2 separate regions of the Mus musculus genome follow, and region 1 is linked to region 2. Evidence: chromatin loops called from intact Hi-C (ENCODE). Cell type or tissue: gastrocnemius. All regions are shown on one strand.

The links. Hi-C counts contacts between places; a loop is a spot of excess contacts. Peaks named below come from ENCODE experiments on the same cell type or tissue, not always from the same donor. Only the 100,000 strongest peaks of a DNase experiment are listed, where the experiment ranks them.
Region 1: it touches region 2 in a loop (4-fold over the local background); 13 of 42 quality-filtered maps call a loop at or near these places.

Annotation. Positions count from the first base shown.
Region 1 is chr13:55,513,782-55,521,781 of GRCm38, forward strand. No RefSeq gene overlaps it. Among named protein-coding and RNA genes, the nearest start is that of Pdlim7, 4.3 kb to the left of the region's middle. In gastrocnemius, no CTCF peak of the experiment used is centred here; a DNase peak (open chromatin) is centred at 3,372; H3K4me3 peaks cover 293 bases; H3K27ac peaks cover 375 bases.
Region 2 is chr13:55,418,088-55,426,087 of GRCm38, forward strand. It overlaps F12 (coagulation factor XII (Hageman factor)), which reads right to left. Exons shown (of 14, transcript NM_021489.3): 3 at 4,586-4,685; 4 at 4,319-4,389; 5 at 3,880-3,990; 6 at 3,666-3,797; 7 at 3,438-3,542; 8 at 3,156-3,321; 9 at 2,888-3,060; 10 at 2,562-2,784; 11 at 2,260-2,396; 12 at 2,030-2,173; 13 at 265-413; 14 at 1-179. The coding sequence ends at 12. Among named protein-coding and RNA genes, the nearest start is that of F12, 4.7 kb to the right of the region's middle. In gastrocnemius, CTCF peaks have their summits at 2,586 (motif pointing right) and 3,216; DNase peaks (open chromatin) are centred at 154, 3,226 and 3,485; H3K4me3 peaks cover 1,110 bases; H3K27ac peaks cover 641 bases.

The sequences.
Region 1 (8,000 bases), 96 kb after region 2:
ACTGTTAGAGGTCAATATTGTCAGCATCATCAGATTTCAGATTCTCTAGGAACTGGAGAAGCGAGATAGGGTAGTTTCAAGTTAGGCTTCCTGGTGTTCGGGATGTAGCTTAGTGGTGGAGCTCAGTAGCTAAGCTCTCTGGAGGCCCTTGTTTCAGTCCTCAACACCAAACCCAACCAAAGGCTTGCAGGATATAACAAACAAGTAAATACATACATAGTAAGAGCCAACGGGGGCGGGCTTAGCGCCACTTGTTGTCTGACGGTGTAAGTAGAGTCCACAGCCATGGGACTTCCACCCAGAGCCCCCAGAACCACTATTGGAATGGATTGTTTCCCATTTAACCCCAGTCCAGAGTACACAGTTCTTCCAATGCGGTTGGGATGGAAGGGGCTGCCACGGAGTGTTCTCAGAGCCCCTGCTTTAGCCTCGGTCTTAGCCAAGGGTGGGCAGAAGGAAAAGCTGAGCTCTCCTGAATGTTTGAGTCAGTAGAGAGGTGCACAGCCTCCCCTTGCCCAGCCCCCCCATCATCACACCCCCTCTTCCCCATCATTGTCCCAAGTACATAAATTCTTATGGGAGTTGTCATCCTTGAAGAAATCCTCTTCAGGTGGGTCTCTGAGTTCAAGGCCAGACTGACTGATCTATGTAGTGAGTTCCAGGACAGCCAAGGCTACACAGAGAAACCGTGTCTCGAAAAACTGAAGAAAAAAAAAAACCAAAAAAACAAAACCACCCTCTTTAGCTATCTGCTATGCTTCTGTCTCCATCACGTTTCCCTCTTTGTCCCTCGTCCCCTATACTATTGACTCTTTCTCCAGGTCTTCTATGACCTCAATTAAGTCAGCTGCAGCCTTCAGGTTTCATCCTGTTCTGACAGGAATGCTGGTCTACACCAGGTTGATCAGGGGTTTTTTCTTTTTCCATTCCTTCATTTCTATCTTCTTCTTCCCACCCCCACCCCCCCAGATACAGCGCCTTCTTCTGACCTCTCTAGGCATCTGGTGCACACATAGCGCACATATGCATGCAGGGAAAACGCCCATACGCATAAAATAAGGTCTCCTTGGGTAGACTGGCTTGAACTTGCATGGGTTCCCAGATCTTCCAGCTCTTCCCTCCGGAGGGCTGAGATCATACCAAGCCCAGCAGCTTCCTCATCTAAAATCCCAATCTTTCTAGCTTCAAGGCTTCCTTCCCTCTATAACACTTCATCGGCCTCCAGTCTTTGGCCATTTGGTCATGAAACTCACACCTTAAGAGCCCTTACTCTCCTTTGGCTTTCAATAACACTGAAAATGGTCAGCCCGAGCTCTTTCCTCAAGAACTGCAGACACCAATAATGTATACCTTGTCTACGTGTCTGCCAGGAAGGTTTCTCAAACAATCCAAGTTTGTGCTTTCTTCTCACTCCTTCCTGGTCTCAGCCAATGACATCATTCACCTGGTTGGTTCCGCAGAACCTATGAAATTATATGTCTCTTCTCATCTACATCATCTCCCGATGTTCTCACAGCTAACCCTTGCTGCTGTTTCACCCATACACATAAAATAAGGTCTCCTTGTGTAGACTGGCTTGAACAGCAGCAGCTAACTCTTGCTGCTGTTTCACCTCCATCGAATGCTTCAACACCTACGAGCCTCCTTGCTGACCGCCCCGCTATCACCCTTGCCTCCCCCCACCCCACCCCCCAGTCTTCTTGCCGTTGCGGATGTGATATTCTTAAAACAGAGATCACACTTCATCTTTTTAGCATTCCAGTGGGCTCACACTCGATTTAAAATAAAACTAAAATCCTTAAGACCTACCCAAGACTAAGAAACTGGGTCAAGTGTTGGGCCTGGCAGCACAGGGCCTGTGTAATTCCAGCTACTGGGGAAAAGGGGGGTTACATGTTCAAGGCCAGCCTAGGCCATTTAATGAGACCCTGCTTCAAAATAAGTAAAAGGAGAAAAAAGAAAGAAAAGAAAAGAAATACAATAAAAATAAGGGAAAGGAGGAGGTTATGCTTAGCTTCTTGGGGAAGATGTTAAGTCTGACTCTCTAAGACATGAAAAAGAAATAAAACTGGCAGAGCTCTTTCACACTCGCCCACTCCACTTAGCCCACTCTGGCCCTGGTTCTACACCCCCAAGTATATTCTCGCCTTAGGGCCCCTTTGCATTTCACAATTTCTTTATCTTCAAACACTTTTTTTTTCTTTTTTAAAAAACATTTACTTGTTTATTTTCTATATATGAGTACACTGTCACTCTCTTCAGACACACCAGAGGAGGGCATCAGATTCCATTACAGATGGTTGTGAGCCATCATGGGGTTGCTGGGAGTTGAACTCAGGACCTTCAGAAGAGCAGTCAGTGCTCTTCTTCTTCTTTTTCTTCTTCTTCTTCTTCTTCTTCTTCTTCTTCTTCTTCTTCTTCTTCTTCTTCTTCTTCTTTTCTTTTTCTTCTTTTTCTTTTTCTTTTCTTTCTTTTTTCTTTTCTTTTCTTTTCTTTCTTTCTTTCTTTTTTTTTTTTTTTTGAGACACGGTTTCTCTGTGTATCCCTGGCTGTCCTGAAACTCACTCTGTAGACCAGGCTGGCCTCAAACTCAGAAATCCACCTGCCCCTGCCTCCCGAGTGCTGGGATTACAGGCATGTGCCACCACACCCCGCTGCAGTCAGTGCTCTTAACCACTGAGCCATCTCTCCAGCCCAACTATTTTTTTTTCTGTAGGGATCTAAAAGCCTTATTTTTTTTTTCTCTGTTTGAATACTGCCTCCTCCTGGGGTCTTCTCCGAGCACCCCATCTGGAACAGCAGTCCCCACTGGAGAGATGGCACAGCAGTTAAGAGCACCAGCGGATCTTTCAAAGGACCCAGGTTTGATTCTCAGAACCCACATGGTGGCTCACAACCATTTGTAATTCTAATTCCAGGGGGTTTCAGACACCCTCTGCTGGCTTCCCTGTGTACCAGGCATGTACATGGTGCGTAGATTATACATGCAGACAGACAAATAGAATAAACAAAGACATTTTAAATATTTAAAACAGCAGTTCCATGATACCATACCTGTATCATACCCTAGTCCTTTAACCTACTTTGTTTTCCCCATAGCACTTTCCACCCTGTGATATACTGTGCCCCTATTGTGCCTGCCCTCAGAACCTGCACGGAGTTGATATGATCAGATGAAGGAAGGCTTGCAAAGGTGCAATGAAGGAAAGAGAATGGCACTTCGACGGCTCCTGGCCATCTGCCGGCCGACAGGAAAGGCTTCCAAGGACCTTTCTTGCTCCACAGAAAGGCATGGGCCTGGGTGCATCTTTTTGGATCTTCTCAAGAACACACAGCCTCCAGGTTTGGAACAGGCAGGGACTAGGAAGGATACAGCGCCCTCTGGTGGCCAGGATCCCTGCAGCTCCATGGCCAGGTCTCTTAGTTCTGAAGGTCTTCTAAACTAGTTGGAAGAAGATGGAAATCCCCATGCAACTGAGACTTTGACTGTTTTTTGTTTTGTTTGTTTGTTTTTTGCTTTTTTTTTTTGAGACAGAGTCTTTTTTTAAAATATGTATTTATTTATTATATGGAAGTACACTGTAGCTGTCTTCAGACACTCCAGAAGAGGGAGTCAGATCTCCTTACAGATGGTTGTGAGCCACCATGTGGTTGCTGGCATTTGAACTCAGGACCTCTGGAAGAGCAGTCAGTGTGCTTAACCTTGTACATTCTGGAAAACTCTCTACCACTGAGTCATATCCCCAGCCCTGAAACTGGGATTTTTAATGAAGAAGAGGTTAACAGACCAAAGCCTCCAGAGTTCTGGATTCCAGTTTTGGTTATGACCAGGACTCCGGTGTGTCCTTGTTTTTGGTGAAGTAGCAAGGGCTGTGACTACCCACTGAGGGAGAAGGCCTCCATGCCGCAGCTGCTCAGGTGAGGTTTCCTGGCCTTGTGGCTCTACGATTGCTTGATTGGTTGTGGGCGATGCTGTTTTGCCAGGACTGTTTGTGCTAACCTGACTCTCAGCATCTAACATCCTTCTAGACTTTTCTTTTTGTTCTCAAACACGCCTTGGGAGAGTAATGCACTGAGTCCCAACTTCTAACTTCTCGTCCCACATTAAAGTTGGAGATATTTTTCTTTCAGCAGTATTGGTGGGCAAGGGTTTCACATCTATTAGATAAGTGTTATCACCCTTTAGCTACAGCCCTAGACCCAGGATTGTCTTTTAGATATCCAGATGTCCAGTGTGCAGTGGGATTCTTAGATCTGTAGTGAGCATGAAGTATGTGTGTGTGTGTGCATGTACAAGTGTGCCTACATGCATACGTTTGTGTGTATGTGCACATGCATGCATGTGAGTGTGTATTGCATGTGTGTTCATGCATGTGTGAGTGTGTATATCTGTGTGTAAGTGTGTATGTGTGTGCATGTTCAAAGATTTATAGCGAACAGGGGAGAGTTGTATTATTCCTAGGTATTGCAGGCATTTGTGAGCCACTTCATGTGGGTGCTGAGAAACAAACTCCTCCTCTGGTAGAACAGTAAGCACTTAACCACTAAGCCACTTCTCCATCCCCAGAAAGTCTATGTTGAAGGAAGACATGCCTTTGAAAACTACCAGTATTTAAATGGCCTTTAAAATGTAGTGATGTGTAAAGGCTGGAGAGATTTTGCAGTTAAGAACAATTTTGCTCTTGTAGAGTACCCAAGTTTGGTTCCTAGTACCCACATTGTGACTAATAATGGGTCTAAAACTCCAGAGGGTATCTAAGCACTCTGACCTCTTCTGGCTGCCATGGGCATGCCATACACTTCATGCACACAGACACACAAGTGACACACACATAAATATAAATAAATCACTGTGGTGGTGGTGGCACACACCTTTGATCCCAGAACATAGGAGGCAGAGGCAGATGGATCTCTGAGTTCGAGGCCAGCCTGGTCTATAGAGTTCCAGGATAGCCAGAGATATACAGAGAAACCCTGTCTCAGAAAAATAATAAACAAACAAACAAGCAAATCTTTTTTTTTCTTTTTTTTTTAAATGTACTGCATTATCCATGGTTGTTTTTTGTGTTTTGTTTTGTTTTTGTTTTTGTTTTTGAAACAAGTATTCATTGTATACCCTGGCTGGTATAGAACTCACTCCATAGACCAAGCTAGCCTCCAACTCACAGAGATCTACCTGCCTCTGGTTCCCAGGCACTGGGACCAAAGGCATGAGCCAAGATGCCTGGTGAGTTATCCACTTTTTTTTTTTAAAGATTTATTTATTATATGTAAGTACACTGTAGCTGTCTTCAGACACTCCAGAAGAGGGAGTCAGATCTCATTACGGATGGTTGTGAGCCACCATGTGGTTGCTGGGATTTGAACTGCGGACCTTCGGAAGAGCAGTCAGTGCTCTTACCCACTGAGCCATCTCACCAGCCCCCAAATAAGCAAATCTTAAGAAAATGAAGGCAGTGATTAGCTTACCTACACCAGTGGTGCTCAGCTCAGGACACATGTCAGAATAATCCCAGAATTTGAAAACCCAAACACCAATGCCAAAGTCCCTTGTCCCCAACTGATTTAAAAAACAAACAAACAAACAAACAAAAAACAAAAAACAAAAAAACCAGAGCTGTACGTGTGAGCCTAGCCATGGGCACTCTTCAGAGGCTTCCAGACGACTTGACAGGCTGATCTGCAAGAACTCTGAGAGGATCAGTAACAGAGAAGATAGCAGAAGAGCTGGGGCTGCTTCTGGAGGAACATTTGGCTAGCTGGACAATAGCTTTGGCTTCCATCCCTGAGCACTGGAAAAACGTGAGCCAATCTGGAGGAGACGCTGTAATTGTGCAGAAAAGACCACTGATGCTTTCAGGAAGGACAAGGAGTCCTGCCAAGGAGCAGAGGGGTCCCAGGGTCTCAATGTGTAGCTTGGTCTGGCAGGGAGTCCGTGACTTTGAAACATTATGTAATGGAAAAGTAGAAAAAGAGGAAACTGAAGTTAGGGAGAGAGGGGGCAAGAAACTGGAAATGAGAGTAATTCAATGGTTTCAAGGAGCTTCAGTGTGAGCAGAACCGAGAAGTGGGAGGAGGAGGCAGACAGGGAACGTGAGGGCCATGGAAGGTTGTTCTTCGTACTTGAAATCAGAGAGCATCTGTCATTTCTCTGGTATTGGAAATGGTGATGGTGGGCTGGAGAGATGGCTCAGTGGTGAAGAGCACTGACTGTTCTTCCAGAGGTCCTGAGTTCAATTCCCAGCAAGCACATGGTGGCTCACAACCATCTATAATTGGATCTTATGCCCTCTTCTGGTGTGCCTGAAGATAGCAACAATGTACTCATATACATAAAATAAATAAGTAAATCTTTAAAAAAATAAAGAAAGAAAGGAAGGAAGAAAATGGCAAGATGCTAATGTCAGTGAATGAATGAATGAATGAATGAATGAGGAAAAGTCCCACAAAGAAACTAACTGGACACTTCCCATGGGAGCACAATCTAGAGACAAACACTCCTTCTGTAGGGCCAGGAAGGAAAAGATGCATGAAGATGCTGGACCCTTTGTTAGTACAGCAGAGGAGGGCAGAAGTTCACGTCTGCTCACTGCTGAGTCCTGACAGCGTCTAGGAGGTGGGGGTAGGTGGAAGTGGAAGGCTTGAAGATGTCTTAGTTACTGCTCTGCTGCTGTGATAGGATGTCCTGACTAAGGCACTTTACACAAGAAAGCATTTACCTGGTGACTTGTTGACAGTTTCAGAGAATTACTGCGTGTTCATCCTGGTGGGGTGCGTGGCAGTATGAAAGTCAGGCATGGCACTGGAGCAGTAGCTGAGAGCTCACATCTGATCCACAAGCGGGAGACAGAAAGAGAGAGACTCTTCCTAGCATGGCTTTTTGAAACCTTAGAGCTTAACCCCAGTGACACACCCCCTTATCAAGGCCACACCTCCCAATCCTTCCCAAACAGTTCCACTAACTGGGGACCAAGCATTCGAACTTATGGGTCTATGGGTGTCATTCGCATTCAAACCTGCACAGCATGGCTCCTCTGGGACAGTAGCAGCGCAGGAAGCCTGCAGGACCTGCCTATGTGAGACAACAGTCAAGTCTTTGTAAGTGGATTTCTCCAGATGTGAGCAGATGTCAGTGGATTCGCCAGAGGCTGAGGGCTTGACCAGTCACATGAAGTAGGAGGGGAGGAGCAACTCCAAGTGCGAGGTGTGGGGGAAGTAGAGTGGAAGGTAAGAGGCAGCCGGAAGATGCTAGGAGCAAGGCTGATTGTCACTGTCTTGAGCACAGGGCTTGGGAGTGTCAACATGTGGGCAAGATGAACCTGGGTGTCTCTAAGCTCATTGTTGAGAGGCCAGGGCATGAGGTTAAGGCAAGTGGAAGTGCCAGAGATTCTGTCTCTAAAGGAGGTGCAGCTGAAGCAGGAAGTCCAAGGATTGAGAAGCCAGGTACTTGGTAGCCGGAGCAGCTTCTTACGCACAAGTGGAGCAGAGTCCAGAAGCAGCAGGGAGCAGAAAACAGGCACTGGTAAATTATCTCGCTCTGGAAGGCTGGCACCTGGAGAACACGGGCTGTTCCTCTCATCCCTGGAACAGCGTAGGCAACTGGTAAAACTCTCTGCATGTGCATGTGTATGGCATGTGTGCATGAGTGTGAGTTTCATATACATGTGTGTGTGTGTGTGTGTGTGTGCTGTGTTTAAGTCAAACGTTAACAATGAGCATCTTTCTTCACCGCCTTCTACTTTGCTCTGAGTCTCTGAAGCTGTGGCTCACTGATTCTAGCTAGTCCACCTAGCCAGTTTGCCATGGGGATCTTGTCTCTGCCTGCCAGGAGCTGAGGATACAGGTAGCATCTCACCATAGCTGTTTTGTGGGTTCACACATTCTTTATTTGGCAAGCTATCATCCCACCCACAATCTCAGCAGAACTTATAAAGAGAATAGTTGTTTCCTTTGTTCTTTATGTGTACAAATTTTTTTTTTCTGAGACAGGGTTTCTCTGT
Region 2 (8,000 bases):
AGCCTGGTTAGTTATGAAGCAATATGCTTCTGGATCCAAGCCAGGTAGTTGGCCACGTCTGTGTAGACTCCGGGCTTGTTGCGGTCACCACAGCCGGAGCCCCAGCTGATGACTCCGCGCAGGGTGAGCTGATGTTCTGCAGTTCCTTCCTCACACACCAGAGGGCCCCCGGAGTCACCCTGGGTGGGGAACAGGCAGCACGTGGTTCTTGCCTTATGCTTGACAGGCAGGGACCAAGGTACCTACCAGGACCCCAGGGCTGACCTGGCAGGCATCGGTGCCTCCCTCCAAGAAGCCAGCGCAAAGCATCCCAGGGAGAATGGCGTCTCCGTGCACGTTAGAGTTGGAGCAGCGATCCAGGGCGATAAAGGGAACCTGTGCCTCCTGCAGGAAGGTGGAGTATTCTTCAGCCCCTGCAAATCAGAGGGGAGGACCTGAGCTTGCTGCGTGGGCCAGGCTACCAGACAATTCCCCACCTACTCCGCTTTGCTCCCTCACAGCAAGCCTGAGTGATAGGGACCTGCCAATAAGTATTTCATGGCAAGGACACTGAAGCCCAGAGAAGAGCAGGGCTTAAAACACAGGAAGCACTTCCTATCCTCTTCCACACAGTGGCTCAGAACCTGGCTCCCAGAATAGTTCTCTCCATTGTCTCCATTGCTCCAGCATGGGGACAAAGTCCTGGTTAAGCCTTTATAATTTGGAGCCCAAAAGAAGCACAAGACAGTTCAAGTCTCCCTGTAATCCTTGTGCTGGGTTACTGTCTGTCAATTTGACGCACTCAAGAGTCATCTAGGGGGGGAAGGAACCTCACCCGAAGAGATGCCTCCAGAAGATTGGCCTAGGGCAATATCTGTAGGGCATTTTCTTTTTTTTTTTTTTTAAAGATTTATTTATTAATTATATGTAAGTACACTGTAGCTGTCTTCAGACACTCCAGAAGAAGGCGCCAGATCTCGTTACAGATGGTTGTGAGCCACCATGTGGTTGCTGGGATTTGAACTCTGGACCTTCGGAAGAGCAGTCGGGTGCTCTTACCCACTGAGCCATCTCACCAGCCCCGGGCATTTTCTTGATTAATGGTTGATGTGAAAGGGCCCCGCCCACTGTGAGTGATGCCGCCCTGAACAGGTGGGCCTGGATTGTGTAAGAAAGAAACTGAGCCAGAAAGGTGCAAGCCTTTAATCCCAGCACTTGGGAGGCAAAGGCAGATGGAGTGCTTAAGGTTGAAGGCAGCCTGGTCTACAGAGCTGGACAGCTCCTGGACAGCTCCCGGACAGCTGGGACTACACAGAGAAACCCTGCCTTCAAAACAAAAAACAAAAACAAAACAAGAGGAAGAGGGGGAGAAAGAGGAGGAGGAGGAAGAGGAAGAGGAAGAGGAAGAGGAAAAGAGAAAAGCAAAGCAAAGTAAGCAAGCCGCAAGGTGTTGGGGGCTAGCTCAGAGGTTAAGAGCTCTTGCTGTTCTTGCAGAGGGCCTTGGTTCCGTTCCCAGCCCCCACACCGTGGTTTTTAACCTGTATTACAGATCTGGCTTCCCCTGTACCAGATGTACATATGGTGCACACATATGCTTGTAGGCAGACTCACATGCACATAAAATAAAAATAAGTGAATTTTTTAAAAAGAAAGCTGAACAAGCCATGAAGAGAAAGGCAGCAAGGAGTGTCCCTTTCCGTTTCCTGCCTCAGTTCCTGCCTCCACTCCCTGTTGTGGCTTCCTCAATGGTGGACAGCAAGAAACCCTGCAACCTCGGAAGCCAAATAAAACCTTTCCTGCCTAAGCTGGATTTGGTCATGGTGTTTAACGCCACAATAGAAGGCAAAAAACTAGAACAAACCTCAAGGGGCTCTGGAATCTCGACAGAGAATTCTAGAATCTGGGAAAGTCACGCTACAGAGACAAGGGCTCTGTGCGTTTTTTACAACTGTCATGTCAGTGAAACTTGTCCCCCAGATTCATCGGGGCGTACCAACTGCGCTCCTAGATAACCAAAAGTCTCCAACCAGCGCCCAACAGTTGTGCCTACCCTCGAACTGGTGACCCCAGCCGGCCACCTCGCAGAGCACTGTCTCAGAGGGTGGGGCCGCGCCGCTGGGTAGACACACAGGCTGAACGTGAGGTGACAGGATCGCGCAACTGTTGGTTTTGCTTTCCTGCAGGCGCAGCAGAGCTACCCCGAGAGGCAAAGGTTAGATGGCGACATAGGGCCCCAGCCCTCCGCCATCCTTTCTCCCTATCCCTGTAGGGCCACCCCACCCAAGTCGTGCTGGTAGGTGATGGAGGAGAAGCCCTCGTGAAGGCGGTAGGAGCGCACAGCCAGAGTCTGGCACCACTCGCAGCTCTGGTTGTGGCGATCTTGACCAAGTACCACTGTCAGTTCCTCGGGCGCTGGCCTGCAGTCGGGTGGGGGACAGGCAGCAGGCTCAGACCGGCTACAAATGCTCTGGGGGTGCCTTAGTTTCCAACCCCTCGAGGGAGCTCAAGAATGGCGGGCAGGGAAAGAGTAGGGTGCGGGTACGGTAGGAGCGGTCTAGGGGGTCACCGAGGGTGGCACTTGCCGATTCTGCAGGCAGTGAGCCGCGGTCAGCACCCAACAGGGGGCGATGAGACTGCCCGCGCAGAAGTTGTTACCCCAGTACAGTGCAGCGATGTAGGGGTGCGACCCAGGCAGAGCCACTAGTCCGCCCACCACGCGCATGAACGAGGACAGTCCCTTGCGGAACCTCTGTCCGCAGCCCATCGTGTTGGTCTTGGACAGAGAAGTCTGATGATCGGTCGAGTCTGTGGAAGGAGAGACTGGCTGAGGCCATGGATACCTGGCACGGGCTGCCAGGAATAAGAGAGACCCATGTCCTCTGCGCCGGGACCCCCTCCTCTGCCTAACCATTTGGTGCATGGGACAGAGATGGTGCCTGGGACGGGGACTCCTCCTGACTCTCAGGGACAACTAGAGGTGCAAACGTTGGCGTCTGGCACTGCTCCAGGCCGCAATAGTCCCAGCTCAGCCTGTCGCCACTCCAGACGAAGCACCATGGACGTGTGTCATTATCTGGGTTCCTGCAATCTCAAGAGGGAGCACTGTTAGAACGTGGGGAGGCCCTCGAGGACCCTAAGAGAAAGCAAGTTCCCCTGCCCGGTCCCTTCTCGCGAACCGGCAAAATGCGTGGTGGCCCAGGCCCCAGCTTAGCGCTTGCTTCTCAGTCATGTTCCGGTAGGTGGCCTCCACGGTCCACCGCTGACATGGCGCACCCGATTGCGTAGTTCCAGCCTGGCCCCGGTAGCTGAGCCCCCTGCCTTCATAGCAGGTCGCCCAAAGGTCTAGAGAAAGAGAGATGGCTCCCTGCAGTCGGCGGATGAGTCTGTTGGAGCCCTCTGGTTCACTTCCATTCTCTCTATCCACCTCCGCAAGCCTTTCCACACGGGGTCTTACTCACCCAAGTCGCAAAAATATCCAGTGTAGCCTGTAGGGCAACGGCACAGTGGGTGGTCCTCCACGAGGAGGCAGCTGCCCCCATTAAGGCACGGATTGATGCTGCAGGCTGGGGGTGGGGTGGGGAGAGGTGCAAACTGAGCCTTACCTGTGTACATCATTGCACCCAGCCTTCTACCAGGGGTTCCTGACTCTCTGCCCTCCTCCCCACAGTCCCTGCACACCCACTTACCCTGGCTGGCCACCGGCTTGCAGTGAGCCTCAGAACCTTTGCACTCGCACCTGGCCACACCTCCTGGCCCCGTTCTAAACCATAGCTCATTCTCGTGGAAGAACTTGAGAAGCTGAGGCTCAAAGCATTTCTCTGGGGACACAAGGAAGTCAATGGGACCATGGCAAAGCACCGGGTCTCCAGGGACATCTTGCTGGGAGGCAGTTCCTCTTACCTTTCTGGCAATGTTTCCCAGTGAGGTGTTCAGGGCAGAGACAGTGTGGCCCATTGGGGGTGTTGATACATGTCCCTCCTTTGTGGCACGGGTTGTGTTTGCTGCAATGGTCTGAGAGGTAGATAACAAGAGCGAAGCACTTCCGGAGTCGGAAGGACATATGTAGGGACCAATACCCTGCCTGCACCTGCTTGTCATCAAACCATAGAACCCCAAGCTTCTAGACCCTCAAGCTCATCTGGACAATGGTGGCCTCTTTCCCCAGAATTCTTCCTCTGACTTTTGAAAGAATGCTGTAAGAGAAGGAAAAGGGCGGGGCCCAGAATCCCAAGTGTTTGGCATCTGATGATGCTTAGTAGGTGAGTAGGTGTGTGGGAACGGAGTGAGCAGCAAGACACACACAGCCTTGAGCCACCCGGGGCCTGCATGCCATACATACCTTTCACTTTCTTGGGCTCCAAGCAGTATCCCCATTGCTGATCTTCATCAAAGTTGGGGGTGGTAGCACACCTGGGGGATAGATGAGGTTTCCCTGCAGTGCCTGAGGCTGGCTAGGCTAGCCTTGCTTCACACACACACACAAACACACACACACACACACACACACACACACACACACCTTTTGACCAAACACGATGCTTAGATAGCTAGACAGAGTCCATTTCATCCAGCCCCCTCCCCCAACCCCTATTAGAAAATGTCTTACCAGGGGCGGGAGCCTGGCCGCCTTTTGTGGATGCATTTGTGGTGTAGCTGACGGTGGTACTGAAAGGGAAAATGGCAGAGCCTCCCATCCACAGTGAGAACTGTAGGAACACCACACCTCAGAGCCCTGCCCTGAGACCCAGCTGCCCACCCTCTGCCTCACAGGGCCTGATTTGGAAAAAGGTCAGCTATGCATTCAAGACTGCATCCTGCTTAGAAAGTAGGCTTCTAGAGTCAGACAGCTGGAATAGATATCTGACCCTGAGCAAGTCTGAAACACAGGTGCATGTCACAAAGTTGAGCTCATTAAAGATTTAGGTCACACGCCTTTCATCCCAGAATTTGGGAGGCTGAGGCAGGCGGATCTCTGTGAGTTCAAGGCCAGCCTGGTCTACAGAATGAGTTCCAGGACAGCCAGGTCTATTACACAGAGATAGCCTGTCTACAAAACAAACAAACAAACAAACAAACAAACAAACAAACAAACAAACACTTAGGTCCCTTGGCCATTTTTGGCTTAGTAAACTGGCAACAGTAATGCAACTGCCAATCCTCACTGACTTTATATTTGTGAACCTGCCTGCTTTGTTTTGTTTTGTTTTTTGTTTTGTTCCCCCACCCCCACCCCCAAGACAGGGTTTCTTTGTGTAGCCCTGGCTGTCCTGGAACTCACTGTGTAGACCAGGCTGGCCTCAAACTCAGAAATTCACCTGCCTCTGCCTGCCAAGTGCTGGGATTAAAGGCACCCCCCCACCACTGCCCCTGCCTGCTTTGTAAACATTTATTTGTAAGCCCCCTCCAACCCAATACTTGTGACTCAGGCTGAGGATATAGGTCAGTCGTGTAGTGCTTGCTCACAAGTCAGCACAAGGCCAAAGAAAGCCAAAGAAACTGCCAACGTTCACAGTGCCTTCATGATCTTTATGGAATTGAATGGGTCAGTGAAAGATGCTCGAACACACACACATACACACACATGTACTTGCACACACACACGCACACATATACACACATACACACACACAAACACACACACATATGTACATACACATACACACATGCACTTGCACACACACATACACACACACTTCTTTTTAAAGAGGGCCAGAGTTTTAACTCAGTGGCCAAGCATTTGCCTGGCATACACAAGGCTCTAGGTTCGATCCTCAGTACTTCAGGGAGACAGAGTGGTTCTATGTGTATGCCCAAGTGTTACCTGAGGCTCCTACTTGCAAGAACACAAGAAGTTGTATGCGCCTTATGAAGAAAACGTGTCAGGGACACCTTGTCAGGCAGGCAGTAATAGTGGCATCGGCCATTAGATTAGTGTTTAAGGGATCAACAACATGCACACTGAATAATGTCTTTAAACAGAATCCAGATGTAACAAGATTACATGCTAATGATTGGTGAAAATGTCATAGCCAGAGGCTCACGGAACCTAATTTGTGAACGGAATCACTGAATTTGTGAACTTGATGTTCATGGTAGCTGAGAAAAGTATAGTTAATCATAAGAAATAATTATTGGGGCTGGCGAGATGGCTCAGTGGTTAAGAGCGCCGACTGCTCTTCCGAAGGTCCCGAGTTCAAATCCCAGCAACCACATGGTGGCTCACAACCATCCGTAACAAAATCTGATGCCCTCTTCTGGAGTATCTGAGGACAGCTACAGTGTACTTACATATAATAAATAAATAAATCTTAAAAAAAAAAAGAAATAATTATTGGGGCTATGGGAGGGTTTGGAGGGAAGAAAGGGAGGGGGATGATATGATTATATATATGTATATATATATGTGTATATATATATGTGTATATATATATATACGTATACACACACACACACACATATATATGTGTATATATATATATATATATATATATATATATATATTGTTTTTGTTTTCGAGACAGGGTTTCTCTGTGTAGCCCTGGCTGTCCTGGAACTCACTGTGTAGAGCAGGCTGGCCTCGAACTCAGAAATCTGCCTGCCTCTGCCTCCCAAGTGCTAGGATTAAAGGCATGTGCCACCACTGCCCAGTGATGTAATTATATTATAATCTCAAAGAGAAAATGAAAAAGAAATCACTGTCTACTTCAGGGGAACACCGTGAGGCTTAGTGGCAATGCTTGGGACATTGAGTCCAGGACTCAGTAGGTGCTCAACAAATGTGTTTTGTTTCTTCCTCTTCTTCTTCTTCTTCTTCTTCTTCTTCTTCTTCTTCTTCTTCTTCTTCTTCTTCTTTTCTCCTTTTAGTGGCAATTTAGCAACAGGGTGATAGAGAGAGGGAAGGGTCCTAGAACTTGGAGACAGGGGGCCATGGTGGGTCAGGTTGAAAGGGACAGCAGCTGATTGGCTTAGAGTGGTTAGGACAGAAGCCTGGAGGGTCACACTGAGTTGGGCTTCAGTGAGAGACATCACACTACAAGCCTCAGCTTGACCCCACAGACAAGGCTCACTGTGGTAGAGTTCTGTACTCACAAGTCCTATAGCAGGGTTTGGGGCAGGATGGGGGTGGAACCCTTCACCTAAGTCAAATTTACTAAAAGTTAAGATTTTTTTTCTTGGGCTGGAAAAATGGCTCAGCATTTGAGATCTACTGTCTGTTCTTGTAGAGGTCCTGAGTTCAACTCCCAGCAACCACATGGTGGCTCACAGCTATCTGTAATGAGATCTGATACCCTCTTCTGGCATACAGGTGTACATGCAGATAGAACACTCATACATAAAATAAATAAATAAATCTTTAAAAAAGAATTGTTCTTTCTTTAATTAATTAATTATTTACTATATGTGTTGCTGTCTTCAGACAGACCAGAAAAAGGCATCAGATCCCAGTACAGATAGATGGTTGTGAGCCACCATGTGGTTGTTGGGAATTGAACTCAGGACCTCTGGAAGAGCAGCCAGTGCTCTTAACCTCTGAGTTATCTCTCCAGCTTAAGAAAGAATTTTTTCTTTAAAATTAAAAAAAAAAGGAATTTTTTCCCCTCACAGTGCTGCAGACCAAACCCAGGTGTGTGTGCGTGCATGTTGGGCAAGTGCTCTGCCAGTGAGCTATGCCCTAGCCTAAGAGCTAACATGTTAGGGCATTTTCCTGGCAGCAGCATCTACAACAATGAGGAACCCTTTCTCCTCAGCAACCCGTCTAACTTTTCAGACAGGGAAAAATGAAGCAGAGAGTAAACTCACAAGTGAGAAAGTTAGGGTTTGGAGACAACTTGGGGTGTCTGTGATCTTGGGTGAGTCTAAAGCTCTGTTCTGGCTCCCATCGCCCACTGAAGCTCTGAACTCTACCGGTTATGTCTGACATTCTCCAGGAGTGTTGAAAGGAAAGGGAGGAAGATGGGGAAACTGGCGAGCACTTGTTGGTGTGCAGGTGTGATGACATCATCAGATGACATCATCTCCAA